Linked DNA regions of Homo sapiens: region 2 is linked to region 1. The links are chromatin loops, found by intact Hi-C in ENCODE. Cell type or tissue: HCT116. All regions are shown on one strand. Each heading gives the region's core, and the rest is flanking DNA. Links, peaks and the distances in the headings are about the cores only. Region 1 overlaps NHSL3 (NHS like 3). Region 2 has its middle 20 kb from the start of ZBTB8A.

Evidence for each region. A loop is a pair of places that touch in the nucleus more often than their neighbours do. Peaks named below come from ENCODE experiments on the same cell type or tissue, not always from the same donor. Only the 100,000 strongest peaks of a DNase experiment are listed, where the experiment ranks them.
Region 2: it touches region 1 in a loop (16-fold over the local background); 38 of 110 quality-filtered maps call a loop at or near these places.

Annotation. Positions count from the first base shown.
Region 1 is chr1:32,763,738-32,777,632 of GRCh38, forward strand. It overlaps NHSL3 (NHS like 3), which reads left to right. Exons shown (of 7, transcript NM_020888.3): 2 at 4,050-4,220; 3 at 4,325-4,380; 4 at 4,915-5,038; 5 at 5,936-6,049; 6 at 6,143-8,704; 7 at 9,128-11,233. The coding sequence ends at 9,150. It overlaps YARS1 (tyrosyl-tRNA synthetase 1), which reads right to left. Exons shown (of 13, transcript NM_003680.4): 13 at 11,502-12,354. The coding sequence ends at 12,244. Among named protein-coding and RNA genes, the nearest start is that of NHSL3, 29 kb to the left of the region's middle. RefSeq lists enhancers at 1,905-2,797, 2,798-3,691, 5,738-6,653 and a silencer at 9,271-9,565. In HCT116, for the core only: a CTCF peak has its summit at 9,470 (motif pointing left); DNase peaks (open chromatin) are centred at 5,938 and 9,424; H3K4me3 peaks cover 295 bases; H3K27ac peaks cover 4,265 bases.
Region 2 is chr1:32,511,572-32,526,919 of GRCh38, forward strand. No RefSeq gene overlaps it. Among named protein-coding and RNA genes, the nearest start is that of ZBTB8A, 20 kb to the right of the region's middle. RefSeq lists enhancers at 9,609-9,658, 9,709-9,828. In HCT116, for the core only: a CTCF peak has its summit at 9,017 (motif pointing right); a DNase peak (open chromatin) is centred at 9,050; H3K4me3 peaks cover 428 bases; H3K27ac peaks cover 402 bases.

The sequences.
Region 1 (13,895 bases), core at 5,896-13,895:
ATTTTTTTGTACTTTTAGTAGAGACAGGGTTTCACCATGTTGGCCAGGCTGGTCTCAAACTCCTGACCTCAGGTGATCTGCCTGCCTTGGCCTCCCAAAGTGCTGGGATTACAGGTGTGAGCCACCGCGCCTGGCTGATTTTATTTTTTAAAGATGCCTGTCACTCAGGCGGGAGTGCAGTGGCTCAAACATGGCTCACGGCAGCCCCAACCTCCCAGGCTCAAGCAATCCTCCTGTCTTAGCCTCCCAATATCTGGGACCCCAGCTGTGAGTCACCACGCCTGGGTAATTTTCAAAGTTTTTTGTAGAGATAGGATCTTGCCTTGTTGCCCAGGCTGATCTTGAATTCCTGACCACAAGCCATCTTCCTGCCTCGGCCTCCCATAGTGCTGGGATTACAGGTGTGAACCACCATGCCCAGCCTATTCTTTTCTTAGAGGGGCTTTTCTTGACAACCTAACTAAACCACTCTCCCCGCCCCCCGGCCCCACCAAAGCTTCCTGTTACAGCTCTGGAGTCTTCACTACCCAAAATTACATTGTTAGTTTACCTCATCCATGTATTCATCAAATATTTTTTGAACTCAACTCATAACATGTTCCAGGCACTGATTTAGCCTCTGGGGATAAACTGGTGAACAAGATAAAGTTCTTCTCCATTAACTATAGTCCCTAGTACTAGGTTAACACATGTTTGCTGATCAAGTGAATGGATACAACCATCTTGTTTTTTTCTTTTTTTTTTTTTTGAAATGGAGTCTTGCTCTGTCATCCAGGCTGGAGTGCAGTGGTGGGATCTTGGCTCACTGCAGTCTTCGGCTCCCAGGTTCAAGAGATTCTCCTGCCTCGGCCTCCCGAGTAGCTGAGATTACAGGCATGCACCACCACACCAAGCTAATTTTTAATTTTAATTTTAGTAGAGACAGGGTTTCACCATGTTGGGCCAGGCTGATCTCGAATTCCTGACCTCAAGTGATCTGCCCACCTTGGCCTCCCAAAATGCTGGGATTACAGGCGTGAGCCACAGCAATCTTAAAAAGAGGAGTTATTAGCCTTATTTTCATATGAGATCGTGACTTGTGTGATGGAGCTGGATTTGAACCTCGACCTGACTTCTTTTCCAGTACTTCTCCACCTCACCTCCTTTTTTACTGCCTTCACCCATGGACTGTTTCTTGGCTAATTCTGTTCTCCCTGCCTGGTGATCCAGGACAGAATCACTGACAGCGTGGGGCCAATGTGAAGAATTCCAGGCTAGGGGAGAAGGAGGTCTGCTTTGAAGTCTAGCCTCTGCAAGATTAAGTGTGATCTTGGAGAGTTTACTGTGTTTCTCTGGGCTTCTGATGTCACATTGCCAAAGTAGGAAGAAAGTCCTTTGGAAAGTGTGGGGCTGAACCTATGTATGAGGGGCTGTACTGCCAGCCACTGTGGTTCTGCTCTGGGCATCTCCCTGGCTTCCCAGGACTGTGTCCTGGGACTGGCCCCTGCCCCTCTGGGGGCCTCTGCCCACAGCCTTGCCATCCCACTAGCAGCTCTGGGCTCCTGCCTGGCTGCTGCAGGCTCCGAGCTCTTTCCCCAGGGAATTACGCTAGGCAGCCAGGAGGCTTGCAGGTGGGCACCCTGCCAAGTCTAGTCTGGTAGCCCCTCCACCTACCATCTGGCAGCTGGGACCCCTGCCTTAACTCTGGACTTGCAGGCAGGGTGAGTGATCTGCTGCTGGATTGAGTATCTTCGGTCCTCCTAATCATACTCTACTGGAGCAGAGCACCCACGGACTCCTGGCCTCAGTTGCCTTTCTGTGCCCCTGCACCCCATTTAAGGGGTGGGGTCGGCAGATGGGCGGGATCAGTGGCGAAGGTGGGAGGAGGACATGGAGAGCAGCCCCTCCCCCTCCTCTGTCTGGAGCCGGTGCTCTGCGGCGGGGCGGGAGGGCTCGCATCCCCATAGTGCTGGGTTACAGTGAAGGTACGCCCCGCGCTCTGCTCTGGAGAGGCAGGGTGGGATAGGGAACGTCTCGAGTGGCGCCCGCAGTCATGGTGGTGTTCGTTGGCCGCCGCCTCCCGGCGCTCCTAGGGCTGTTTAAGAAGAAGGGTGAGTGGGTGTGGCTTGGGGGGAGGGGAGGGATGCTCGATGCCTCCCTTTCCCAGACCCTTATGTAGAATGAGGAATCAAGGCTGGGCAAAAGTAATGGGGTGGGGCTGGGGGCTGATAATGAGGCCAGAATCTCCCATCCGGCTGTGCTTTTGTCCAGCCGCTTTGTTGCTGCCTTTGTCTGGGCCCTGCTTGTGGGTTGGGAGGATGGATCCAGGTGTCTCTGACCTTGAAGCCTGCAGCCCTCCCGTGAGACTTGCCTCCCTGCCGGGGTACCCACACTTTACTGGGTACAGCCTCCCAGTCAAGATGTACTAGCCTTTCCTAGTGTGCCGGGGAGGATGGGACGTGGGCGGCCCAGAAGAGAGGAGAGTAGTACCACTGGAAGTTGGGAAGCCTGCTCAGTGAAATCCTGTTTAGAGGCCTGGGAATGGAGAAGTTTTGGAGGGAGGGGCCTGTTCCTCCTTCCTTCTCCTAGGAATTGGGCTTTCAGACCTGGATTAAGACATAGGGACAAGAGTTTATTGGACTTTTGAGGGTTGGGGGCCCCTACTCTGAGTGTGATCCGGGAGTCCCCTCTGGGAACCTGGAGTTGAGTCCAGGGTCAGTCTGACTCCTACTGCTGGGTGACCTTAGGCAAGGCCTTGCCCCTTTGAACCGTTTCCCCACTTGTAAAATCTGGGGATCTCGGGCACTGGTCTGGTTGGATCTGTTGGGGGCCTCCTAGCTCTGACCTGTGGGATTCCTGCAGACTCCCTAGGGCAGGAGCTCTGGCTGTTGACGAATGGGCTGAGGGAGGAGGAAAGGCAGGTTTCTGAACTGAAGACCCTGCTCCTGGAGCATGGCCCTTTAAAGGGCTTGTTTTGTTCCCGTCCCTTTATAAGGTGTTACCAAGGTCACATGACCCTTCCAGCGCTTTTGCTTATGTTGTGGGTTTCATTTAAAGGGGGGGCTGGGGCTGCAAAGTGCTGACACAGCCCCCCATCCCCAGGATTAGATGGCCAGCCCCTCCACAGGCGGGGCTTGTAACAGGATCCTTTGTAATGGATCCCTGGCTCCTCTGCAACAGGGGCCAGGGCCAGGGCCAGGGCCTCCAGGAGAGGGGGATACCTGGGACTATTTCCCCAAGAGAGACTGGAGCTCCCTTGGGCGGGTGGAGGGGCCTGGGTCTTTCTTCTCCCCTCCCCTGCCCATCCTTCCACTAAGGGGCAGCCACATGGGTGAGTAGGGGACCCAGGAGGCTATCTCCTTGGTCTGCATCCCCCCTAGGATTTTCTGGGAATATGGTTGTAACTCATGCCAGCTGTCTCTCCTTCCTGATTTCCCGTGATATCTTCTTCCTGGACCTGGTTCAAGTGGTGGCATGAAAAGAGTGGTTTGTTTTCCTGTGAAGTGGGGTTTTGGGTATGGAGGCGAGAGCAATGTATTTACTATGGGCTATGTGTATACTCGGGATGTTTTTTGTGGGGCTCTGAGTGACGTGTGAGTACATAGTCGTGTGTATACTTGGTTACTGTTTGTGTATATACAGAGCAGGGACTGTGGGTGTTGTGTGTTTACGTGCGGGCTGGGTGTGCTTGGTGTGTGTACCTATGTGTGTTTATACTCGGATGCCCTTTGTTTATATACATGAATGACATCTGTGAGTGCTGTGTACGTACACAGTAGACCTGTGTACCTGTGTGCCCTGTGTGTGGGGCCTTATATGGGGCCCTTTGTGTGGTGTGGGTACTCAGATTTATGTACACTTGGGTGTAGTTTGTGTATATGGGGGCTGTGTGTGTTGAGTGTTTACTCCAGAACTGTGGGTTATGTGTCCAGACTGGGGAAGGGGGCATTGCTTGTATATGCAATGGCCGTGTGCAGTCTGGGGACCATGACTGCCCTTGCCGTGAGACCTGTGCCCCTGCAGGGCCCAGATGCCTTTACCTCATTTCCCTTCCTCCTCCCTCCTACTAGGCTCTGCCAAGGCTGAGAATGACAAACATCTAAGTGTAGGGCCTGGCCAGGGGCCAGGGTCTGCAGTGGATGAGCACCAGGACAACGTCTTCTTTCCCAGTGGGCGACCCCCCCACCTGGAAGAGCTGCACACTCAGGCCCAGGAGGGGCTCCGCTCCCTACAACACCAAGGTAAGCTTCCTCTCCACTCCCCTCCCCTCTCCTCCCTCCAGTGCTGCACTGTCAGCTGTCAAGGTCAGGGGCCTAACCCAACAGACCCTTCTGGTGTCTTCCAGAGAAACAGAAACTGAACAAGGGTGGCTGGGACCATGGAGACACCCAGAGTATCCAGGTGAGCCCTGCCTCCAGCTCAGTCCTGACTCTTCTCTACCTGCTTGACCCCTGGCAAGGATGTCTTGGAACATTTCTGGGTCTCAGTTTCTTTATCACAAAGGGCTACACTAAATGAACCCTGAGGGCTAGTTCAGGGTTGCTCAGTGCTAGGTGATGCTGGAGGGGATCTGTGACTCAAAAGTTCGAGTGGGAGGCTGGGCGAGGTGGCTTACACCTGTAACCCCAGCACTTTGGGACGCTGAGGTGGGCGGATCACTTGAGGTCAGGATTTTGAGACCAGCCTGGCCAAAGTGGTGAAACCCTGTCTCTACTAGAAATACAAAAATTAGCCAGGCATGGTGGGAGGGTACCTATAATCCCAGCTGCTTGAGAGGCTGAGGCAGGATAATCGCTTGAACTTGGGAGGCGGAGGTTGTGGTGAGCCAAGATTTCGCTACTGCACTCCAGCCTGAGCTGGATTTGTCTCAAAAAAAAGTTCCAATGGGGAGCCTTGAGGAGACAGCCCCACCCAGATCTCCTTCTACCCTGATAGTCCTCCCGGACGGGGCCGGATGAAGACAACATCTCCTTCTGCAGTCAGACCACATCCTACGTGGCTGAGAGCTCCACAGCAGAGGACGCGCTCTCCATCCGCTCGGAGATGATCCAGCGCAAAGGTGGATTCATGGGCAGGGGAGAGGGACAGTGGGCTCCATTGGGTCCCAGCATCTGTAGCTTCTTTTCCTCCTTATCCAGTGTTTCACCAGGCTCTCTGATTCAATGAATTCGGGAAACACAGTACCCTGTGTCCTCTTGCACATTCGTGATACACACTAACTATAAAGCAGTTAAGAGTTAGAAAATCTTGGCGGCCGGGTGCGGTGGCTCACGCCTGTAATCCCAGCACTTTGGGAGGTCGAGGTGGGCGGGTCACGAGGTCAGGAGATCGAGACCATCCTGGCTAACACGGTGAATGAAACCCCGTCTCTACTAAAAATACAAAAAATTAGCCTTGCCTGATGGCGGGTGCCTGTAGTCCCAGCTACTTGGGAGGCTGAGGCAGGAGAATGGCGTGAACCCAGGAGGTGGAGCTTGCAGTGAGCCGAGATTGCACCACTGCACTCCAGCCTGGTCGACAGTGTGAGACTCCATCTCAAAAAAAAAATAAAAAAAGAGTTAGAAAATCTTAACTGTTGGAAGCCTGGTGTAACTAACTAGTGCCAGCTGTGTGACCTTGGGAAAACCCTTAACCTCTCTGAACTTCTGTTTGATGTTCTATAAAAATGAGGATAAGTACCCTATTGGAATGAATGCCAAATGTTTAGAATGACGACTAACACGTAATAATATGTTTACTAAATAGTAAGCTATCACTAAAGGGAAATTACCATCATTGACTTAGTAGCCTTAGTCTTACAGAAAGAAGCCTCTAGCTTTGTTTAACCTAGCCTTGCCCATACCTACTTGACTGTGGAAACCATTTCTCGCAGAGCTCTTATTACAAAAGTAGTGCCCTGCAGAATGTGCCTGGAGTCCTTTGCTCTAACAGTTTTTCTCCCACGACTGGCCCCCAGGCTCCACCTTCCGACCCCATGACTCATTTCCCAAATCTGGAAAGTCAGGGCGGCGTCGGCGGGAGCGGCGGAGCACTGTGCTGGGACTCCCGCAGCATGTGCAGAAGGAGCTTGGTGAGGCCTGGGTTAGGAGGGCAGTGGTGGGGTGGGTGGGGAGCCTTGGTCATCCCCTCTCTGCTGACCCCACCTCCTCCCTGTCCCTTCCAGGCCTGAGGAATGAGCGTGAGGCACCAGGCACGCCCCGGGCTCCTGGTGCACGGGATGCCGTACGCATCCCCACAGTGGACGGCCGCCCCCGAGGCACCTCAGGGATGGGGGCCCGGGTGTCCCTGCAGGCGCTGGAGGCGGAGGCGGAGGCTGGCGCTGAGACAGAGGCCATGCTGCAGCGCCACATTGACCGTGTCTACCGGGATGACACCTTTGTTGGCCGGTCCACGGGTACCCGGGCCCCACCATTGACCCGGCCCATGTCCCTAGCAGTGCCTGGATTGACAGGAGGGGCAGGGCCTGCAGAGCCCCTGAGCCCGGCCATGTCCATCTCCCCCCAGGCCACCTACCTGTCGAAGTTGATTCCACATGCTGTGCTGCCGCCTACAGTGGACGTGGTGGCCCTAGGCCGCTGCAGCCTGCGCACACTAAGCCGCTGCAGCCTGCACTCGGCCAGCCCAGCCTCAGTCCGCTCGCTGGGGCGCTTCTCCTCCGTCTCCAGCCCACAGCCCCGCAGCCGCCACCCATCCTCCTCCAGTGACACCTGGAGCCACTCTCAATCCTCCGACACCATTGTGTCTGACGGTTCCACCCTCTCCTCTAAGGGTGGCTCTGAGGGCCAGCCGGAGAGCTCTACGGCTAGCAATAGCGTGGTACCCCCTCCCCAGGGAGGCAGTGGGAGGGGCTCTCCCAGTGGGGGCAGCACTGCTGAGGCCTCAGACACACTCAGCATTCGGAGCAGTGGGCAGTTGTCTGGCCGGAGTGTGTCCCTGCGTAAGCTGAAGCGGCCTCCACCCCCTCCCCGCCGGACCCACTCCCTCCATCAGCGGGGCTTAGCAGTGCCTGATGGGCCATTAGGGTTGCCCCCTAAGCCTGAGCGTAAGCAGCAGCCCCAGCTGCCTCGGCCACCCACCACTGGTGGCTCAGAAGGGGCGGGGGCAGCACCCTGTCCACCCAACCCAGCCAACAGCTGGGTACCTGGCTTGTCTCCGGGTGGTTCCCGGCGCCCCCCACGGTCCCCAGAACGGACACTTTCGCCCTCCAGTGGATACTCGAGCCAAAGTGGTACTCCCACCCTCCCTCCCAAGGGCCTGGCAGGTCCCCCTGCTTCCCCAGGCAAGGCCCAGCCCCCTAAACCAGAGCGTGTCACGTCTCTTCGCTCCCCTGGGGCCTCCGTCTCCTCTTCCCTCACGTCTTTATGTTCCTCCTCCTCTGACCCAGCCCCCTCAGACCGCTCTGGGCCACAGATATTGACCCCCCTGGGTGACAGGTTTGTCATACCTCCTCACCCCAAGGTGCCTGCCCCCTTCTCCCCACCTCCCTCCAAGCCCAGGAGCCCTAACCCAGCTGCCCCTGCTCTAGCCGCCCCTGCTGTGGTTCCTGGGCCTGTTTCTACCACTGACGCCAGTCCTCAGTCCCCTCCCACTCCCCAGACAACCTTGACTCCACTGCAGGAGTCTCCTGTCATCTCCAAAGACCAGTCACCCCCACCTTCCCCACCCCCATCTTATCATCCACCCCCACCACCCACTAAGAAGCCAGAGGTGGTTGTGGAGGCACCATCTGCCTCAGAGACTGCTGAGGAGCCCCTCCAAGATCCCAACTGGCCCCCTCCCCCACCCCCTGCCCCTGAGGAGCAGGACCTGTCCATGGCTGACTTCCCCCCACCAGAGGAGGCTTTTTTCTCTGTGGCCAGCCCTGAGCCTGCAGGCCCTTCAGGCTCCCCAGAGCTTGTCAGCTCCCCGGCTGCTTCGTCCTCCTCAGCTACTGCTTTGCAGATTCAGCCCCCGGGTAGCCCAGACCCTCCTCCAGCTCCGCCAGCCCCAGCTCCTGCTAGTTCCGCCCCAGGGCATGTGGCCAAGCTCCCTCAGAAGGAACCGGTGGGCTGTAGCAAGGGTGGTGGGCCTCCCAGGGAGGACGTAGGTGCGCCCCTGGTCACGCCCTCGCTCCTGCAGATGGTGCGGCTGCGCTCCGTGGGTGCTCCAGGAGGGGCTCCCACCCCAGCACTGGGGCCATCGGCCCCCCAGAAACCACTGCGAAGGGCCCTGTCAGGGCGGGCCAGCCCAGTGCCTGCCCCCTCCTCAGGGCTCCATGCTGCGGTCCGACTCAAGGCCTGCAGCCTGGCCGCCAGTGAAGGCCTCTCAAGTGCTCAGCCCAACGGACCGCCTGAGGCAGAGCCACGGCCTCCCCAGTCCCCTGCCTCAACGGCCAGTTTCATCTTCTCCAAGGGCTCTAGGAAGCTGCAGCTGGAGCGGCCCGTGTCCCCTGAGACCCAGGCTGACCTCCAGCGGAATCTGGTGGCAGAACTCCGGAGCATCTCAGAGCAGCGGCCACCCCAGGCCCCAAAGAAGTCACCTAAGGCTCCCCCACCTGTGGCCCGCAAGCCGTCTGTGGGAGTCCCCCCACCCGCCTCCCCCAGTTACCCTCGAGCTGAGCCCCTTACTGCTCCTCCCACCAATGGGCTCCCTCACACCCAGGACAGGACTAAGAGGGAGCTGGCGGAGAATGGAGGTGTCCTGCAGCTGGTGGGCCCAGAGGAGAAGATGGGCCTCCCGGGCTCAGGTACAGTGGGCAGTGCTAGGGTGAGGTCCCATTGCTGATGATGGGAAGTAGGAATCTGAAGTCCCGCCATGGGGGATTTGTTCTTGGATCTTTAACTTTTCTGGTCTGAGAATGCCTGGGAAGGGCAAGCTGTCACCCTTGCTGGGGCCCAGAGGAGAATGGTGTGTGAGTGTCAGGCCTACTGTGTTTGAATTCCAACTTTGCCTCTTTCCCTACCCTTCCTAGCTACATTGTAAAGTGTGGGGCAGTGACACCTACATTATAGTGTCTGAACATGTGTAGGGTGTCCAGCCCAGTGCTGCGGGCACTGTCAGTAAATCAAAGCGGTAAGAAGGTTGGGTGAGGGTATGCTTTGTTGGGCTCCTAGTGCCAGAACCAAGCCAGGAGGCCCCTTGCTAAGTGTCTCTTATTTTTCTCCCCCAGACTCACAGAAAGAGCTGGCCTGACCACCAGGCACCTCACTGGCACTGCTGACCCATCCCAGAAACACAATCTCAGGGACCCGAGCAGCTCCAAGGACGAGAGGATACAGCAGACACAACCTAATAGAGAGGGCGCCTGCAGCCTTAACCTCCACGGCCTTCGATACTTATGCAAGCCTGGTGTTGCTCCTGTCCTCAGAGTCATCCTGCGCTCATGCCTTTTCCCGAATGGGTTCACCTCTGGCAGTTGCCGCTTCAGTCTTGGCCTTAGCCTCATCTTGAAGTGGGTAGCTGGCGGGAGAGGGTGGCTGCGCCCCCTGCTGGCCCTGAGGCTGCAGAGTTGGGAGCAGGACACCTCACCTGAGTTTCATTTTTTTTCATGTCCAAACCATGCACATACTATAGTCCAGAATCAAAGCACTTTTGAAAAGTGGCTGCATGGCCATCCTCCAGGGCCCAGGAAGTTGCATTCCAAGGGCCTGTTTACATGGCAGCAGAATCCATCCCCGGCAGTCAGCCCATAGCTTGGGACCAGTCTGTGCCCTCCTGCCCAGTCCAGTTTACTCCTCTTGGTTCCTGAAGGTGGCCAAGTCATTGTGTTCCCACAGGCTTCTCTAGGCTGGGGGCAGGTGTGGGGCTGTGGAATTCCAAAGCACAAAAGGTGCAGAGGGGATTGGCCTTCCTGTGCCTCAACTCACCAACCACCCTCCTGCCTTCCAGTTCTGCCAGGTGCTCCATGCTGGGGACAAGTAGGAGACTGCCAGGGCCCAAAGAAATGGGTGAGCAGTAGAGTCATCTCGGGGCACTTGGCAGTGTCAAGCACCTGCCCCTTGCCTCCTTGACCACACTGGGGTGGGTGGGCCCCCAGCACTTCAGAGGCAGGAGCCTTTGGGCTGAGCAAGCACTGAGGAGGTGGATGGAAGGGAGCATCTGGAGGGGGGGAGCTTCCTTGAGCAGTGGGCCCAGGCCTGGCCCTCCACACTTCATTCTCTGACCTTTCTCTCTCCTCATTTCGGTGCATGTCCTTTCTGCAGCTGCCTTTCAGCACAGGTGGTTCCACTGGGGGCAGCTAACGCTGAGTGACAAGGATGGGAAGCCACAGGTGCATTTTACTCAAGTCTTCTCTAGTCAATGAGGGGCACCCAGTGCTTCTAGGGCAGGCTGGGTGGTGGTCCCCTAGGTATCAGCCTCTCTTACTGTACTCTCCGGGAATGTTAACCTTTCTATTTTCAGCCTGTGCCACCTGTCTAGGCAAGCTGGCTTCCCCATTGGCCCCTGTGGGTCCACAGCAGCGTGGCTGCCCCCCAGGGCCACCGCTTCTTTCTTGATCCTCTTTCCTTAACAGTGACTTGGGCTTGAGTCTGGCAAGGAACCTTGCTTTTAGCTTCACCACCAAGGAGAGAGGTTGACATGACCTCCCCGCCCCCTCACCAAGGCTGGGAACAGAGGGGATGTGGTGAGAGCCAGGTTCCTCTGGCCCTCTCCAGGGTGTTTTCCACTAGTCACTACTGTCTTCTCCTTGTAGCTAATCAATCAATATTCTTCCCTTGCCTGTGGGCAGTGGAGAGTGCTGCTGGGTGTACGCTGCACCTGCCCACTGAGTTGGGGAAAGAGGATAATCAGTGAGCACTGTTCTGCTCAGAGCTCCTGATCTACCCCACCCCCTAGGATCCAGGACTGGGTCAAAGCTGCATGAAACCAGGCCCTGGCAGCAACCTGGGAATGGCTGGAGGTGGGAGAGAACCTGACTTCTCTTTCCCTCTCCCTCCTCCAACATTACTGGAACTCTATCCTGTTAGGATCTTCTGAGCTTGTTTCCCTGCTGGGTGGGACAGAGGACAAAGGAGAAGGGAGGGTCTAGAAGAGGCAGCCCTTCTTTGTCCTCTGGGGTAAATGAGCTTGACCTAGAGTAAATGGAGAGACCAAAAGCCTCTGATTTTTAATTTCCATAAAATGTTAGAAGTATATATATACATATATATATTTCTTTAAATTTTTGAGTCTTTGATATGTCTAAAAATCCATTCCCTCTGCCCTGAAGCCTGAGTGAGACACATGAAGAAAACTGTGTTTCATTTAAAGATGTTAATTAAATGATTGAAACTTGGCTGTGGCTACTGCTTCTTAATGTGGGGGGGACAGGGCAGTGGTCTGGGCCCACATTTAGAAGGGAAAATGTTTTGCCTGCTGCACACATTGGACCCAAGTATGGGCCTCTTCTGCCTAGTACTGCCAAAGGGACTGTTAAGGTGTCTTGTCCATCTTCTACCCCCCACCCCCCATTACAGGGTAAAGGAACCCCAGACTAGGTGAGGGGCCAGCAGCTGCCTCACACTTGTGTTCTCTCCTGAGATGGTCCAGCTCACATCCAGACACCCTTGTTCAGACATTTTATTTGAATTTATGACAGTGATGGGGATTTGACTGAGATGCCTTATGGAGAAGTACCCCACCCTCTATGAAGACAGAATCACTCTCTGCCATTCATTCTGCCTGATGCTAACAACACGCAGCTGATTTAGGGAGTGTCCCAGCCTAGCTGGATCAAGGGAAATTCCAGGAGCCCTGGGGCAGGCCCTGGCCCCCAGTGCCAAGCCTCAGAGTAAGCAGACATTGGGAAAGTTGCCAACCACTTGGTAGACCACTAGGTTCTCTGTTTTCCCTTCCCTTTCCTTTTCAAATCCCACAGTTTCCTGTTGGGGAGAAGCTGTAATTAGCCTAGTCCAGGTACCAGATCCCAGCTAGGGGCGCAGCTGCTTGGATAACTCCAAGAAAACCTGGGCACCAGTATTTTTCCAATTATAAGGACTGTGGCATAAATTTTTAAATGAGTTATATTGAAACCAGATTTCTCCAGCTGCCAAGGGAAGAAGGTAGGGCTGGACTCCCTGCTGTGGCCCAGCCCTTGTTAGGGGTTGGTCTCTCACTGCAGCCAGACAGGATGATCCTGGGTTCTGGGGAGGGTAAGCTGCCCCTTGCCGAGTTCTGCACCGAATAAAGAGTCCAAACCCGCTGCTTCCGTGTCCTGAGAGATGGGTAAATGGGTGATGGATGGAGCAGACTGAAGAGACAGCAGATGACTCAGTGGTGGAAGAAGGGGGGAAGATGCTGGGCTGGCTAGCTAATGTTCCCCCCTTTCAGCGATTTACAGGAAATGGAGCCCAGCTTGGTCATGAAGTTGGTTTGCTTCCACTGTGCGATGCACTCCTCAGAAATTTTGAAGTCAGCCTGGACAAGACAGATAAGAGAGATTTTAATGATGGTGGTGGGACTGCAAGAAAACCCCCCCTTTTTTGGAGGGGGGGCAGAGTTTTGCTCTTGTTGCCCAGGCTGGAGTGCAATGGCGTGATCTTGGCTCACCGCAACCTCTGCCTCCCAGGTTCAAGCGATTCTCCTGCCTGAGCCTTCCGAGTAGCTGGGACTACAGGCATGCACCACCACGCCCGACTAATTTTGTACTTTTAGTAGACACGGGGTTTCTCCATGTTGGTCAGGCTGGTCTTGAACTCCTGACCTCAAGTGATCCGCCTGCCTCGGCCTCCCAAAGTGTTGGGATTACAGGCGTGAGCCACTGCGCCCAGCCTGAAAACTCTCTTATATACCAGTAGGGTAAGGTAAGCTGGCTCAGCTTTTCTAAGAAATGTTTGTCAAAAGCTTTCACATTCATCTTTTGACTCAAGTAAGTTCATTTTAGGGAGTTAGTTTAAGAAAATAAACCTAAGTGCAAAGGCTTATGCATGAAGACATCTGTCACATCTGTCACATCATTCTAACAGTGAAAAACCAAATAACCTCAATGTCTAATAAGAGTTTAGTTAGATTGCCGGGCGTGGTGGCTCACACCTATAATCCCAGCATTTCGGGAGGCCGAGGTGGGCGGATCACGAGGTCAGGAGATTGAGACCATCCTGGCTAATACAGTGAAACCCCGTCTCTACTAAAATTACAAAAAATTAGCCGGGTGTGGTGGTGGGGCGCCTGTAGTCCCAGCTACTCAGAAGGCTGAGGCAGGAGAATCACTTGAACCTGAGAGGAGGAGGTTGTGGCGGGCCGAGATCACGCCACCACACTCCAGCCTGGGTGACAGAGTGAGACTCCGTCTCCAAAAAAAAAGAGCTTAGTTAGATTTTGATAATTATGGTAGAATACTATACAGTGCAACCCCTCAATTTTTTTTTTTTTTGGGATGGAGTTTTGCTCTCATTGCCCAGGCTGGAGTGCAATAGCGTGATCTTGGCTCACTGCAACCTCCACCTCCCAGGTTCAAGCAATTCTCCTGCCTAAGCGTCTTAAGTAGCTGGGATTACAGGCATACGCCACTGTGCCTGGCTAATTTTGTATTTTTAGTAGAGACGGGGTTTCTCTATGTTGGTCAGGCTGGTCTCGAACTCCCGCCCTCAGGTGATCTGCCTGCCTTGGCCTCCCAAAGTGCTGAGATTACAGGCGTGAGAGAAATCATGGCCAGGAGGCTTGGAACAGTGGCTCATGCCTGTAATCCCAGCACTTTGGGAGGCCCAGGTGGGTGGAACATGAAGTTAGGAGCTTGAGACCAGCCTGGCCAACATGGTGAAACCCCATCTCTACTAAAAATACAAAAATCAGCTGGATGTGGTCGCAGGCACCTGTAATCCCAGCTACTCAGGAGGCTGAGGCAGGAGAATTGCTTGAACCTGGGAGGCGGAGGTTGCAGTGAGCTGAGATTGTGCCACTGCACTCCAGCTTGGGCGACAGAGCAAGACTCCATCTTGGAAAAATAAATAAATAAATAA
Region 2 (15,348 bases), core at 4,033-12,032, 250 kb before region 1:
GAGATCATGCCACTGCACTCCAGCCTGGGCAACAGAGCAAGACTCTATTTCAAAATTAAATAAATAAAATAAATGTAAAATATAATACAAAGCTACAGTATTAAAAGCAGTATGGTACTAGCACATCAAGTGCTATTGTGTGAATGTTTGTCTTCTCTGAAGTTCATGTTGAAACTTAATACACAATGTAACAGTATTAAGAGATGGAGCCTTTAAGAGGTGATTGAGTCATGAGTGTTCTGCCCTCATAAATAGATTAATCCATTCATGGATTATGGGTTAATGGATTAAAGATTTATTGTGGGAGCAGGTTAGTTATCACAGAGTGGATTTGTTATAAAAGCCACTTGGCTCTCAGTGTGCTCCCTCACCCTCTTATGCCTTCTCACCAAAAGCCAACAAGATGCACGCCCCAGTCTTAGATTTCCCAGCCCCCAGAACTGTAACAAATAAACCTCTTTTCTTTATAAATTACCCAGTCTCTGGTATTGTTATAGCAACAGAAAACCAACTAAGACATCAGGGGATGATGAATGGAAAACAATATCATATGTAGAAAAAGACTCTTGAATATATGTAAGTTTTTTTTTTAAGAGGCAGGGTCTCACTCTGTTGCCCAGGCTGGAGTGCAGTGGCTACTTACAGGCACAATCATAATGCGCTACATCCCTGAACTCCTGGCCTCAAGTGATCCTCCTGCTTCAGTATCCCAAGTAGCTAGGACTACAGGTGTCAGCCTCCACACCTGGCTTATATGTAAATTTAATATCTGAAAAAAGTGGCTTTTTAAATCTGAAGGAAAGGATGCCTTATTAAATAAACATTATTGGGACAATTGGATAGCTATATTGGAAAAAAAAATTAGATCATATACAGCGAAATAACATTTAGATAGGTAAGAGTTCTAAACATAAAAAAGTCATTAAAATATTTAAAGAAAATAACAGATAATATAAACTTGATGTGAGAAAATATTTCCTAAGAAAAAACATAAAACCCAGAGACCACAGAAGAAAAGAATGAACTACTGTGTAGTCCAAAGTAAGGTTTACTAGGTCAAAATAAAATGTTTTGTAACATAAAAGACATTATAAACAAAGTTAAAAGATGAAAAAGATTGGAGTCATATATTTGTCAAACATATAATGGAAAAAGAATTGATATTGATAATACACAAAGAGCTCCTTAAGAAAAAGGCCGGTCGCAGTGGCTCACGCCTGTAATCCCAGCACTTTGGGAGGCCGAGGTGGGTGGATCATTTGAGGTGAGGAGTTTGAGACCAGCCTGGCCAACATGGTGAAACCCTGTCTCTACTAAATAAACAAAAATTAGTCGGGCATGGTGGCATGCACCTGTAGTCCCAGCTACTTGGGAGGCTGAGGCAGGAGAATTGCTTGAGCCCGGGAGGCGGAGGTTGCAGTGAGCAGAGATCGCGCCATTGCACACCAGCCTGAGTAACAGAGCGAGTCTCTGTCTAAAAAAAGAAAAGAAAAAACCCAAATAACAACAACAACAACAACAAAAAAGACAAAGGCTATGGACAGGAATTTACAGGAGAAGAAATGAACACCCAATACTCAATAACAGATGAGAAGATGTTCAGCCTCACTGGTGAGGGGAGGATGCAGGTCAAAACAATAGATAGTTGCTATTTTTTAACCAATCAAATTAGCAACAATTAAAATGATTCATAATATCCAGTTGATAAGGTACTAGGAAGAGGTTTTTGTTTTTGTTTGCTTGTTTGTTGTTTTGAGACAGAGCCTCACTCTGTCACCCAGGTTTGAGTGCAATGGTGCAATCTCGGCTCACAGCAACCTCTGCCTCCTGGGTTCAAGCGATTCTCCTGCCTCAGCCTCCCAAGTAGCTAGGACTACAGCCACCCGCCACCACGCCCAGATAATTTTTTGTATTTTTAGTAGAGACGAGGTTTCACCATGTTGGCCAGGCTGGTCTCAAACTCCTGACGTCAAATGATCCACCCACCTTGGCCTCCCAAAGTGCTGGGATTACAGACATGAGCCACCATGCTCAGCCTAGATCAGCCTTTAAAATGAACATGACTCCACACCTACCACAATGGCTAAAATGAATAAAACTAACAATGCCAAATTTGGAAAGAATGTATAGCAACTGGTGCTCACTTTTTTTTTTTTTTTTAAGTGTAAAATGGTACAGCCACTTTGGGGAAAAAATGTGGCAGTTTCTTTTCTTTTTTTTTTTTTTTTGTCTTTTTCTTTTTTTAATGTGGCAGTTTCTTATAAAACTAAACATATGCCTACTCTATGAACCAGCAATTCCGCTCTTAGGTTATTTACTCAAGAAAAATGAAAATGTACATGCATAAAAACACTTGTACAGAAATGTGCATAGCAGCTCTCTTCACAATAGCTAAAACCTGGAAGCAGATCAGGTGTCCATCAATAGGAGAATATATATAATCTTATATATTCGTACAGTGGCATACTCAACAATGTAAATGAATGGACTACAGCTACATGCAACAACAGGGATGACTCTTAAAAACATTATGCTGAGTAAAATAATTTTTACACAAAAGAACACATGTTTGGCCAGGTGCGGTGGCTCACACCTGCAATCCCAGCACTTTGGGAGGCTGAGGCGGGCAGATCACTTGAAGTCAGGAGTTCAAGACCGGCCTGGCCAACATAATGAAACCCCATTGCTACTAAAAATACAAAAAGCCGGGCATGGGGGTGAGTGCCTGTAATCCCAGGGAGACTGAGGTAGGAGAATTGCTTGAACCCAGGAGGTGGAAGTTGCAGTGAGCCGAGATCGCACCACTGCACTCCAGCCTGGGTAACACAGTGAGACTCTGTCTCAAAAAAAAAAAAAAAAGAAAAAAAAAATCACATGTTTTATAGTTCCATTTATATGAAGTTCTAGAACAGGTAAAACTAAACTTTGTGGAATCAAAGTTGAAGGTTTGCCTATAGGAAGTTAAGGAAAGAAATTGACCTGGTGGGGCATGAGGGAATTTGTTGGGGTGATGATAAGGTTCTGGGCTGGGTGTAGTGGCTCACATCTGTAATCCCAGCACTTTGGGAGGCCAAGGCAGGAGGACTGCTTGAAGCCAGGAGTTCAAGACCATCCTGGCCAACATGGCAAAACTCTGTCTCTACAAAAAAAAAAAAAAAATAACTAAGAGCCAGGCATGGTGGCACATGCCTGTAATCCCAGCTACTTGGGAGGCTGAGACACGAGAGTCTGTTGAACCCAGGAGGTCAAGGCTGCAGTGAGCCATGACTGTGCCATGCACTCCAGCCTGGGCAACAGAGCAAGACTCTGTCTCAATCAACCAGTAAAAGGTTCTGTGTCTTTATAGAGGTTTTGGTTACACAGGTGTATGGATTTTTAAAAACTCAGCAAAAGTTGACTTAAGATTTGTACATGTCATTGTATGTAAATTTTACCTTGAAAGAAAAAAATATGTATAAACATTGAACTTTAATTAATTATATATGAGCCTTTTTTAAGGGGGAAGTATACTGATGCCTGCAATTTGGTTTGGAATGTATCAAAAAGGAAAATGAATGGATGAATGGACAGAGTGATAGACAGATATGAGATAAAGCAAGTCTAGTAAGCTCACGCCTGTAATCTCAGCACTTTGGGAGGTTGAGGTGGGCAGATCACCTAAGGTCAGGAGTTAGAGACCAGCCTGGCCAACTTAGTGAAACCCTGTCTCTACTAAAAATACAAAAATTAGCCGGGTGTGGTGGTGGGCACCTGTAATCCCAGCTACTTGGGAGGCTGAGGCAGGAGAATCACTTGAACCTGGGAGGTGGAAGTTGCAGTGAGCTGCGATTGAGCCACTGTACTCCAGCCTGGGTGACAAAGCAAGACCGCATCTCAAAGAAAAAAAAAGGAAAAAGAAAAAACAATAAAACAGAAACATGATAGTTGTTGTGTAGCCAATACAGTAGACAAATAAATAAAATGAATTGTGGAAACACTAGCCTAATATTACATTACCAATAATTTTTGGCAAGATATTTCAGGTAAAACAACATTAGATGAAACTGACATTTAATGTGATTCCCTTTGTAAAAGTTTTCATGAAAATAAATATAGGCTGGGCACGGTAGCTCACACTTGTAATCCCAGCACTTTGGGAGGCCAAGGTGGGAGGATCACTTGCGCCCAGGAGTTCTTGTTGGAGGCGACTCTCTGAAGAGTCTATAGGCAGCACAGACCTCACTGCCACCCTGGCAACATAGTAAGACCCTATCTCTACAAAAAAAAATGTTTAAGGCCAGACACAGTGGCTCACATCTGTAATCCCAGCACTTTGGGAGGCCGAGGCAGGCAGATCACTTGAGGTCAGGAGTTCAAGACCAGCCTGGCCAACATGGTGAAACCTCATCTCTACTAAAAATACACAAAATAACTACTTGGGAGGCTGAGGCGGGAGAATCGCTTGAACCCATGAGGTGGAGGCTCCTGGGTGAGCTGAGATCATGCCATTGTACTCCAGCCTGGGTGATAGAACGAGACTCTGTCTCAAAAAATAAAAAACAGCCAGGCATGGTGGCACGCACCTGTAGCCCCAGCTACTCTGCAGGCTGAGGTGGGAAGATCACTTGAGCCCAGGTGGTTGAGGCTTCAGTGAGCCATGATCATGCCACTGCACTCCAACCTGGGTGATAGAGCAAGAACCTGTCCAAAAAAAAAAAAAGGAAAATACAGTCTTTTATCATTTAACAATGGGATACATTCTGAGAAATGCATCATTAGGTAATTTCATATTTGCATGAACATCATAGAATGTACTTACACAAACCTAGATAGTATAGCCTATTATATAACTAGGCTATATGGTATAGCCCAGGGGTCCCCAACCCCTGGGGCACAGACTGGTACCAGTCCCTAGTCTATTAGGGCTGCACAGCAGGAGGTAAGTGGCTGGCGAGCAAGCATTCCTGCCTGAGCTCTACCTCCTGTCAGATTAGCGGTGGCATTAGATTCTCATAGGAGTGGGAACCCTACTGTGAACTGCGCATGCGAGGGATCTAGGTTGTGTGCTCCTTATGAGAATCTAATGCCCAATTATCTGAGGTGGAACAGTTTCATCCCAAAACCATTTCCATCCCTGCCTTCAATGGAAAAATTGTCTTCCACAAAACTGGTCCCTGGTGCCAAAAAGGTTGGGGACCGCTGCTATAGCCTGTTGCTCCTAGACTACAAACTTGTGCAGTGTGTTACTGTATTGAAAACTGTAGGCAACTGTAACACAATGGCATGTATGTATGTATGTATTTATTTGACGGAGTCTTGCTCTGCTCAGACTGGAGTGCAGCGGTGCTATCCTGGCTCACCACAACCTCCATCTCCCCGGTTCAAGCAGTTTTCTGTCTCAAGCCTCCCAAGTACCTGGGATTACAGGCACCTGCCACCATGCCTGGTTAATTTTTTTATTTTTAGCAGAGATGGGGTTTCACCATCTTGGCCAGGCTGGTCTTGAACTCTGCACCTCAGGTGATCTGCCCGCCTCAGCCTCCCAAAGTGCTGGGATTACAGGCGTGAACCACCGCACCCGGCCAACACAATGGTATTTCTGTATTGAAACATAGAAAAGGTACAGTAAAAATGTAGTATTGGCTGGGCGTGGTGGTTCACGCCTGTAATCCCAGAACTTTGGGAGGCTGAGGTATGTGGATCACCTGAGGTCAGGAGTTTGAGACCAGCCTGGCTAACATGGTGAAACCCAATCTCTACTAAAAATACAAAAATTAGCCGGGCGTGGTGGTGCGAGCCTGTAATTCCAGCTACTCGGGAGGCTGAGGCAGGAGAATGGCTTGGACCCAGCGGGGCAGAGGTTGCAGTGAGCAGAGACTGTGCCATTGCACTCCAGCCTGGGAAACAAGACAGAAACTCCGTCCCCCCACCACCCCCCCAAAAAAAGTATCAAAAATTAACAAAAGGTACACCTATAATGGTCCACCTAATGGCACTTACTATATAAATGGAGCTTGCAGGACTGGAAGTTGCTCTAGAAGGGCCAGTGAGTGAGTGGTAACTGAATATGAAGGCCTAGGACATTACTGTAGACTTTATAAACACGGTACACTTAGGCTAAATGTATTTATTTATTTTGAGACAGAGTCTCATTCTGTCACCCAGGACGGAGTACAGTGGCACGATCTCAGCTCACTGCAACCTCCGCCTCTGGCTTCCAACAATTCTGCCTCAGCCTCCTGGGTGGCTGGGATTACAGGCACGCGCTACCATGCCCAGCTAATTTTTGTATTTTTAGTAGAGACAGGGTTTCACCATGTTGGCCAGGCTGGTCTCAAACTCCTGACCTCAGGTGATCTGCCCACCTCGGCCTCCCAAAGTGCTAAGATTACAGGCCTGAGCCACCGCGCCCAGCTGGCTAAATTTATTTTTAAAAATTTCTTTCTTCAATAGTGAATTAACTTTAGCTTGCTCTAACATTTTTACTTTATACACTTTTTAATTTTTAAAAAACTTTTACGGCCGGGCGCGGTGGCTCACGCCTGTAAACCCAGCCCTTTGGGAGGCCGAGGCGGGTGGATCACGAGGTCAGGAGATCGAGACTATCCTAACACAGTGAACCCCCGTCTCTACCAAAAATACAAAAAATTAGCCGGACGTAGTGGCGGGTGCCTGTAGTTCCAGCTACTCGGGAGGCGAGGCAGGAGATGGCGGGAACCCGGGCGGCGGAGCTTGCAGTGAGCCGAGATCGCGCCACTGCACTCCAGCCTGGGCGACAGAGTGAGACTCCGTCTCAAAAAAAAAACAAAAAACAAAAAACTTCTTAGGCCAGGTGTGGTGACTCAAGCCCGTAATTCCAACACTTTGGGAGGCTGAGGCCGGAGAATTGCATGAGCCTGGAAGTTAAGACCAGCCTAAACAACTTAGTGAGATCCCATCTCTACAAAAAATAAAAAATAAGCTGGGCATGGTAGCGCCCATAGTCCCAGCTACTCTGGAGGCTGAGTGGGGAGGATCACTTAGGCCTGGGAGTTTGAGGCTGCAGTGAGCCATGATCAAGCTACTGCATTCCAGCCTGAGTGACAGAGGGAGACCTTGTCTCAAAATAAAAAACAAAAACCAAAAAAACCCACTTGACTCTTTTGTAATAACACTTAGCTTAAAACACACATTCTACAGCGGTACAAAAATATTTTCTTTCTTTATATCCTTATTCTATAAGCATTTTCCTATTTAAAAAATTTTTTTGAAACACCATGACTGGCTAATTTTTGGGCTTTTTGTAGAGACAGGGTTTTGCCATGTTGCCCAGGCTGGTCTTGAACTCCTGAGCTGAAGCAGTTTGCCCACCTCATCCTCTCAAAGTCGCTGGGATTACAGGCGTGAGCCACCTCACCCGGCTAATTTTACTTTTTAAACTTTTTTTGTGAAAAATTAAGACACACACACACCAACACACACACACACTAGACTAGACTAGGCCTACACAAGGTCAGGATTACCAATATCACTGTTTTCTATCTATATATCTTGTCCCACTGGAAGGTCTTCAGGGGCAATAACACGCGTGGAGCTGTCATCTCCTATGATCATGGTATCTTCTTCTGGAATACCGCCTGAAGGACCTGCCTGAGGCTGTTTTACAGAAAACTTTTAAAAATATAACTAGAAGGAGTACATTCCAAAATAATGATGAAAAGTATAGTATTTAAACACACAAACCAGTAACTTTTTTTTTTTTTGAGATGGAGTCTCGCTCTGTTGCCCAGGCTAGAGTGCAGTGGCATGATCTCAGCTCACTGCAGCTTCTGTCTCCCAGGTTAAAGTGATTCTCCTGCCTCAGCCTCCCGAGTAGCTGGGATTATAGGCGCGCGCCACCATGCCCAGCTAATTTTGTATTTTTTGTAGAGATGGGGTTTCACCATGTTGGCCAGGATGGTCTTGAACTCCTGACCTCGTGATCCTTCCACCTCAGCCTCCCAAAGTGTTGGGATTACAGGGGTGAGCCACTGTGCCCAGCCCATAGTCATTTATTATCAAGTATTCTGCACTGTACATAATTATGTGTTCTAGAATTTTGTATGACTGTTAGCACAGATTTGTTTACACCAGTGTCACCGCAGTGCTAGGATGCTACCGCAGCTACAACATCACTAAGCAATAGGAAGCTTTCGGCTCCATTATATTCTTAAGAGACCACTGTTGTATATGCAGTCTATTGTTGACCAAAATGTGGTGCATGACTGCAGTTATTGTTAGATGATGTGTTTTGAAGTGTGGTATGGGAACTATAGTCACTGGAATAATAAACATATAAAGTATAAGTTTCTAATTCTGAGATGAGTAAGATGAGGGTAAGATCATTACATTTGTTAAAGAGCTGGTACAAATTCACAGGTATCTGTTCCAGCTTCTTGTTTCCTCTTTGCTTTTTTTTTTTTTTTTTTGAGAGGGTCTCACTCTGTCGCCCAGGCTGGAGTGCAATGCCATGATCTTGGCTCACTGCAACCTCTGTCTCCCAGGCTCAAGTAGTACTCCCGAGTAGCTGGGACCACAGGTGCGTACCACCACGCCTGGTTAATTTTTTGTATTTTTTGTAGAGATAGGGTTTTGCCATGTTGGTCAGGCTGGTTTCAAACTCCTGAGCTCAAGCGATCTCCTGCCTTGGCCTCCCAAAGGGCTGAGATTACAAGCGCAAGCCATCGCACCAGGCCCCTCCTCTTTGCTTTCTATTAGTCTTTTATCTCCCTGGTCACCAGCGGTTTGTCCAACCGCCTATTTTCCCCTTTTCTTCCAATGAAGAGTCCCACATCTTTCTTTATTAAATTTAAATATTTTTCTCACTTGAATATCTCAGATAACCGATGATCCTCCTAGTTAGTTACAGTTTTGGTGATGAAGACATTCATTTATTCCTCAAATGTATGCAAATTATCAATTTATCATCACTTAACTTCAAACTTAAGCTTTTTTTGCCCTGCTTTGTGCAACCAGCTGGACTCTATAAACATTTCTTCTTTCCCAGCTAGAGCAATGTTAGGCCCTGTCAATAGAGGGCGCCAGAGGGACACTGCAATAGCAGAGGCAGGGGCTTAGTGATTTCAGTGTAATTTTTTTTTTTTTTTTTTTTTAAAGACGGAGTCTCGCTCTGTCGCCCAGGCTCGAGCGCAGTGGCGCGATCTCGGCTCACTGCAAGCTCCGCCTCCCGGGTTCACGCCATTCTCCTGCCTCAACCTCCCAAGTAGCTGGGACTACAGCTCTCACGCCAACACGCCAGGCTAATTTTTTGTATTTTTTAGTAGAGACGGGGTTTCACCGTGTTAGCCAGGATGGTCTCGATTTCCTGACATGTGATCCGCCCACCTCGGCCTCCCACAGTGCTGGGATTACAGGCGTGAGCCACTGCGCCAGGCCAAGTTTTTTTTTGTTTTTTTGTTTTTGAGACAGAGTTTCACTCTCGTTGCCTAGGCTGGAGTGCAATAGCGTGGTCTCAGCTCACTGCAACCTCTGCCTCCGGGGTTCAAGCAATTCTTCTGTCTCAGCCCGCCACCATGCCTGGCTAATTTTTGTATTTTTAGTACAGGCGGGGTTTCACCACGTTGGCCAGGCTGGTCTCGAACTCCTGACCTCAGGCAATCCACCCGCCTCAGCCTCCCAAAGTGCGAGGATTACAGGCTTGAGCCACCGTGCCCGGCTTCAGTGCAACTTTCTTCTTCATCCTACAGTACAGCTCCATGGGGAATGGTGCCCACCCTGCAGTGAGTTTGCTGGCACCCTGGTGGGTGGCCACAGATCTTCCAGCCCACACCTGTGGCACCTCAATGAACTTCACCATCCAGCAGGCGGCAGACATATCCTCTCTGAAGAGGTCTAAATCCCAGTCTTTGGTGGGGCATGGGAAAGGAAGTCCTCTTGCAAGTTTCTTCTTTCCTTGAGTACTCTCCTTCAACCTTAAAGGTAATAGCTGGTCCTGTTGTCTTTGCCATTTGCTACATTTGCTATTCCTGTTTGTTTATTTATGTATTTAAGAGAGGGTCTCACTCTGTCCCCCAGGCTGGAGTGCAGTAGTGCAATCATGGCTCATGGCAGCCTCAACCTCCCAGGCTCAGGTGATCCTCCTGCCTCAGCCTCCTGAGTAGCTGGGATGATAGGCATGCACCACCATGCCTGGCTAATTTGTTGGCCAGGCTGGTCTCAAACTCCTGGGCTCAAGTGATCCTCCCACATCGGCCTCCCAAAGTGCTGGGATTACAGGCATGAGCCACCATGCCTGGCTGTATTCCTGTTTTCTTTGGAGCCCTGTTTCCATTTTAGTAGATAATTACCTGTGCTAGTCAATTTTGTGTGTCAACTTGGAGGGTGTTTTGATGAGATTAACATTTAAATCTGTGAGCTTTGGGTAAAGCAGATTGCCTTCCATAACATGGGTGGGATTCATCCAATCAGCTCAAGTCCCAAATAGAACACAAAGAGCAACCTTCCTGAGGGGATTCTCCAGCAGACTCTGTGGACTGGAACTGCACTGTCAGCTCTCCTATGTCTCCAGCCTGCCCACACTGCAGATTTGGATTTGTGAGCCTCCATAATCCCATGAGCCAATTCCTTATAAGAAATCTCTCTTGGCTGGGTGTGGTGGCTCATGCCTGTAATCCCAGCACTTTGGGAGGTAGAGGTGGGCAGATCACCTGAGGTCAGGAATTCGAGACCAGCCTGGCCAACATGTGAAACCCTGTCTCTACTAAAAATACAAAAATTAGCTGGGCATGGTGGCAGGCGCCTGTAATCCCAGCTACTTGGGAGGCTGAGGCAGGAGAATCACTTGAACCTGGGAGGTGGAGGTTGCAGTGAGCCAAGACTGCACCATTGCACTCCAGCCTGGGTGACAAGAGTGAAACTCCGTCTCAAAAAACAAACAAAACAAAACAAAACAAAAAACGTCTCCCCACCTTTTACTAGTTAATAATTCTTTTTTTCTAGGCCGGGCACAGTGGCTCACGCCTGTAATCCCAGCACTTTGGGAGGCTGAAGCGGGCAGATCACGAGGTCAAGAGATCGAGACCATCCAACATGGTGAAACTCTGTCTCTACCAAAAATACAAAAATTAGCTGGGCTTGGTGGTGTGCACCTGTAGTCCCAGCTACTCGGGAGGCTGAGGCAGGAGAATCGCTTGAACCCCAGAGGCGGAGGTTGCAGTGAGCTGAGATCGTGTCGCTGCACTCCAGCCTGGTGACTGAGCGAGACGCCGTCTGAAAAAAATAAAAATGAAAATAATAATTCTTTTTTTCTTCCCCCCACTCCCCCTGCCCCGAGACAGAGTCTCACTTTGTCGCCCAGGCTGGAGTGTAGTGGCATGATCTTGGCTCACTGCAACCTCCGCTTCCTGGGTTCAAGCAATTCTCTGTCTCAGCCTCCCAAGTAGCTGGGACTATAGCCATGTGCTACCATGCCTGGCTAATTTTTGTATCTTTGGTAGAGACAGGGTTTCACCATGTTGGCCAGGCTGGTCTCGAACTCCTGACCTCTCAGGTGATCCACCTGCCTCAGCCTCCCAAAGTGCTGGGATTACAGGCGTGAGCGACCACACCTGGCTTCTTTTTTTCTTTTTTCTTTTTTATTGAGACAGAGTCTTGTTGCCCAGGCTGGAGTGCAGTGGCATGATCTTGGCTCACTGCAACTGCCACCTCCTGGGTTTAATTGATAATCCCACCTCAGCCTCCCGAGTAGTTGGGATTACAGGTGTCCACCACCACACCTGGATAATTTAGTATAATTCTTTATATTAAAGTTTCTATGTTCAAATTCGTGGCATGGTTTATGTCTCTGGGCTGTACACTACTGACATCAGCAGTGGACCTGACACAGGGCACATACATGTAAGTGACTTCAGCAAACTAACAGGAAATGGCTGTCCTCCATAGTTGAAGAAATGGACAGAGGAAAAGTCAAGAACATTTTTCATAAGAACAGTAATGGAGATGTTTGTTTAGGGCCCTCCAGAAGCAGAGCGGAGGGATGCCATAAGGCTTCCCAGGAGAGTTGATGTCTGAACTGAATATTGAAGGAAAAATAGGAGTTTTCCTGGCCAGGCTCGGTGGCTCATGCCTGTAATCCCAGCACTTTGGGCTTCTGAGGCAGGTGGATCACCTGAGGTCCAGAGTTCCAGACCAGCCTGGCCAACATGGTAAACCCTGTCTCTACTAAAAATACAAAAATTAGCCAGGTGTGGTGGCGCATGCCTGTAATCCCAGCTACTCAGGAGGCCGAGGCACAAGACTTGCTTGAACCTGGGAGGCAAAGGTTGCTGTGAGCCGAGATCGCGCCACTGCACTCCAGCCTGGGCAACAGAGCGAGACTCCATCTCAAAAAAAAAAAAAAAGAAAAAGAAAAAAAAAAGCATACAAATATACAGTTAGAAAAAATAAGACCTAGTATGTTTTTTGTTTTTGTTGTTGTTGTTGTTTTGAGACGGAGTCTCGCTCTGTCACCCAGGCTGGAGTGCAGTGGCACGATCTTAGGTCACTGCAACCTCTGCCTCCCAGGTTCAAGCAATTCTCCTGCCTCAGCCTCCTGAGTAGCTGGGATTACAGGTGCGTGCCACCATGTGCACCTAATTTTTGTATTTTTAGTAGAGGTGGGGTTTTGCCATGTTGGCCAGGCTGGTCTCAAACTCCTGACCTCAGGTGACCCACATACCTCAACCTCCCAAAGTGCTAGGATTACAGGTGTGAGCTACCGCATGCGGTTTTTTTTTTTTTTTTTTTTTTTTGGGACAGTCTCGCTCTGTTGCCCAGGCTGGAGTGCAGTGGTGCGATCTTGGCTCACTGCAACCTCTGCCTCCCAGGTTCAAGCGATTCTCCTGCCTCAGCCTCCTGAGTAGCCGGGATTACAGGCATGCACCACCACACCAGCTAATTTTTTTGTATTTTTAGTAGAGACAGGTTGGCCAGTCTGGTCTCGAATTCCTGACCTCAGGTGATCCGCCTGCCTCAGCCTCCCAAAGTGTTGGGATTACAGGCGTGAGCTACCGTGCCCAGCCAACTCTGTCTCTTTAAAAAACAAAACAAAAAGACATACTAGGGCCAGGTGTGGTGGCAGGCACCTGTAATCCCAGCTACTTAGCAGGCTGAGGCAGAAGAATCACTTGAACCCAGGAGGCGGAGGTTGCAGTGAGCCAAGATAGTGCCATTGCACTCCAGCCTGGGTGACAAGAGCGAAACTCCGTCTAAAAAAAAAATAAAATAAATAAAGATAAATATTTAAGGGGATGGACATCCCAATTATTCTGATTCAATCTTTACATATTACATGAATATATCAGATTATCATACGCACCCCAAAAATATGTACATCTATTACGTATCAATAAAAAAATAATAAAAGGGAAAAAAACAGAGCCAAGAAGAGGCTCCAATTAAACTTAGAGAGGGAGAGGGAGTAAAGTCCAGGCTGCCAGCACTGACAGAGTAAAGTCAGGGCAGCACCGAGTCCTGCTGGAAGAATGGGGAAAGTGTGAGCAGGTGCGCATTCACTGTCAGCCTCTCTTCCAAATACCCAAGGCTAAGGAATTACAAGCCAAGAGACTGCCTCATCCCAATGCTACTTCCTCCGAGGAGTTTAAAGGTGAAAGCTCAGAAGGGCCACCTGACCACAGTGAGGGCAAACAGGAGTGAGCCAGAGTGGTTTTGTGGTGCCTGGTGCTCCCTGCTCTGGGGCTACTCCCTCTCTCTCCTTAAATTCATCTTGACTACATTAGTCATCTTTGCTGAGGTAACAACCAACCTCAAAATCTCTTTAGCTTACAACAGAGGCCAGCAAATGTTTTCTGTAAAAGGTGAAACAGTAAATATCTTGGGCTCTGTGGGATGGACATATCGTCTCTGCTGCAACTACTCAGCTCTGCAGTTATAGCGTGAAAGCAGCCACAGACAATATATAAATGAATGAGAATGGCTGTGTTCCAATAAAACTTTATTTATGAATACTAACAATTTGAATTTCATATAGTTTTAATATCTCAAGATATTCTTCTTCTTTTGATTACTTTTCCACCCTTCGAAAATGAAAAAAAAAAAAAAAAAAAGCCAGGTGTGGTGGCTCATGCCTGTAATCCAAAATTTTGGGAGGCCTAGGCTGGAGGATCGCTTGAGCTCAGGACTTTGAGACTAGTCTGGGCAACATGGCAAAACCCCATGTCTACAAAAAAATTTAAAAAATTAGCTGGGCTTGGTGGCATGCACCTATATTCTCAGCTACTTGAGAGGCTGACGTGGGAAGACCGCTTGAGCCCAGCAGGTCGAGGCTGCAGTGAGCAGTGATTGCACGACTGCACTCCAGCCTGGGCAGTGGAGCGAGACCCTGTCTCACACACACACAAAAAGCAAACAAACATATAAAAAACAATTCTTAGCTTACAGATCTTACAAAAACAGAGAGTAGACTTGGTTCAGCCCATGGACTGTAATTTGGCAACCCTTGCTTTACAAAAACCATCTATTTCTTGCTCACGTTACATGTTGGTGACTACAGGGCAGCTTCCGTGCTCACCCCATGACCCAGGCTGAGCTGCAAGAGCAGCCCCTACTTGGGTCATACTGTTTTTGCAGCAGAGAGGAAGAACAAGATTGCTGGTGAAAATGCATCATGCCTCTTAAAGCTCCTGTTCAGAGCTGGCACGCTGTCACTGCTTACATTCCACTGGCCCAAGCAGGTCCCAAGGCCAAGCCAGACACTGGAGCAGGGAACTGCACTCTGCCTACAGAGAGTCATTGAAAGTCACATAGCAATGGGTGGAAATGTATAATCCTCTTGGGATGAAGGAGGGAACATTTGGAAAGACTAATAAGACTAATACAGTATACCATCATGAATAACACCTTCTCCCAACACACATTAGGACAATACTAGTCAAAATGTGGTCCAAGGAATGATGTACCTAGTCTACGGTGAGTACAGAAAGCGAGAGCAAGCATTTTAAAAGTTTTACAGCAATTTGATATTGCTGCAATAAATAGGCCCACAAGAGATTGGGAACAAAAATAATCTGGTTCTTTACCACAGAAACGCCGCATTAGCGAGAGAGTAGCCAATACTCCAGAGAACATGACTTTACAGGACAGAATACAACCACCATGAGAAAAAGGGTAAGCTGGCCAGGCACGGTGGCTCACGCTTGTAAACCCAACATTTTGGGAGGCCGAGGTGGGAGGATCACTTGAGGCCAGGAGTACAAGACCAGCCTGGGTAACAAAACAAGACCCTGTCTCCACAAAAAATAAAAATAGGCCAGGTAATGTGTCTCATGCCTATAATCCCAGCACTTTGGGAGGCTGAGGCGGGAGGATGGCTTGAGCTCAGGAGTTAGACAGCAG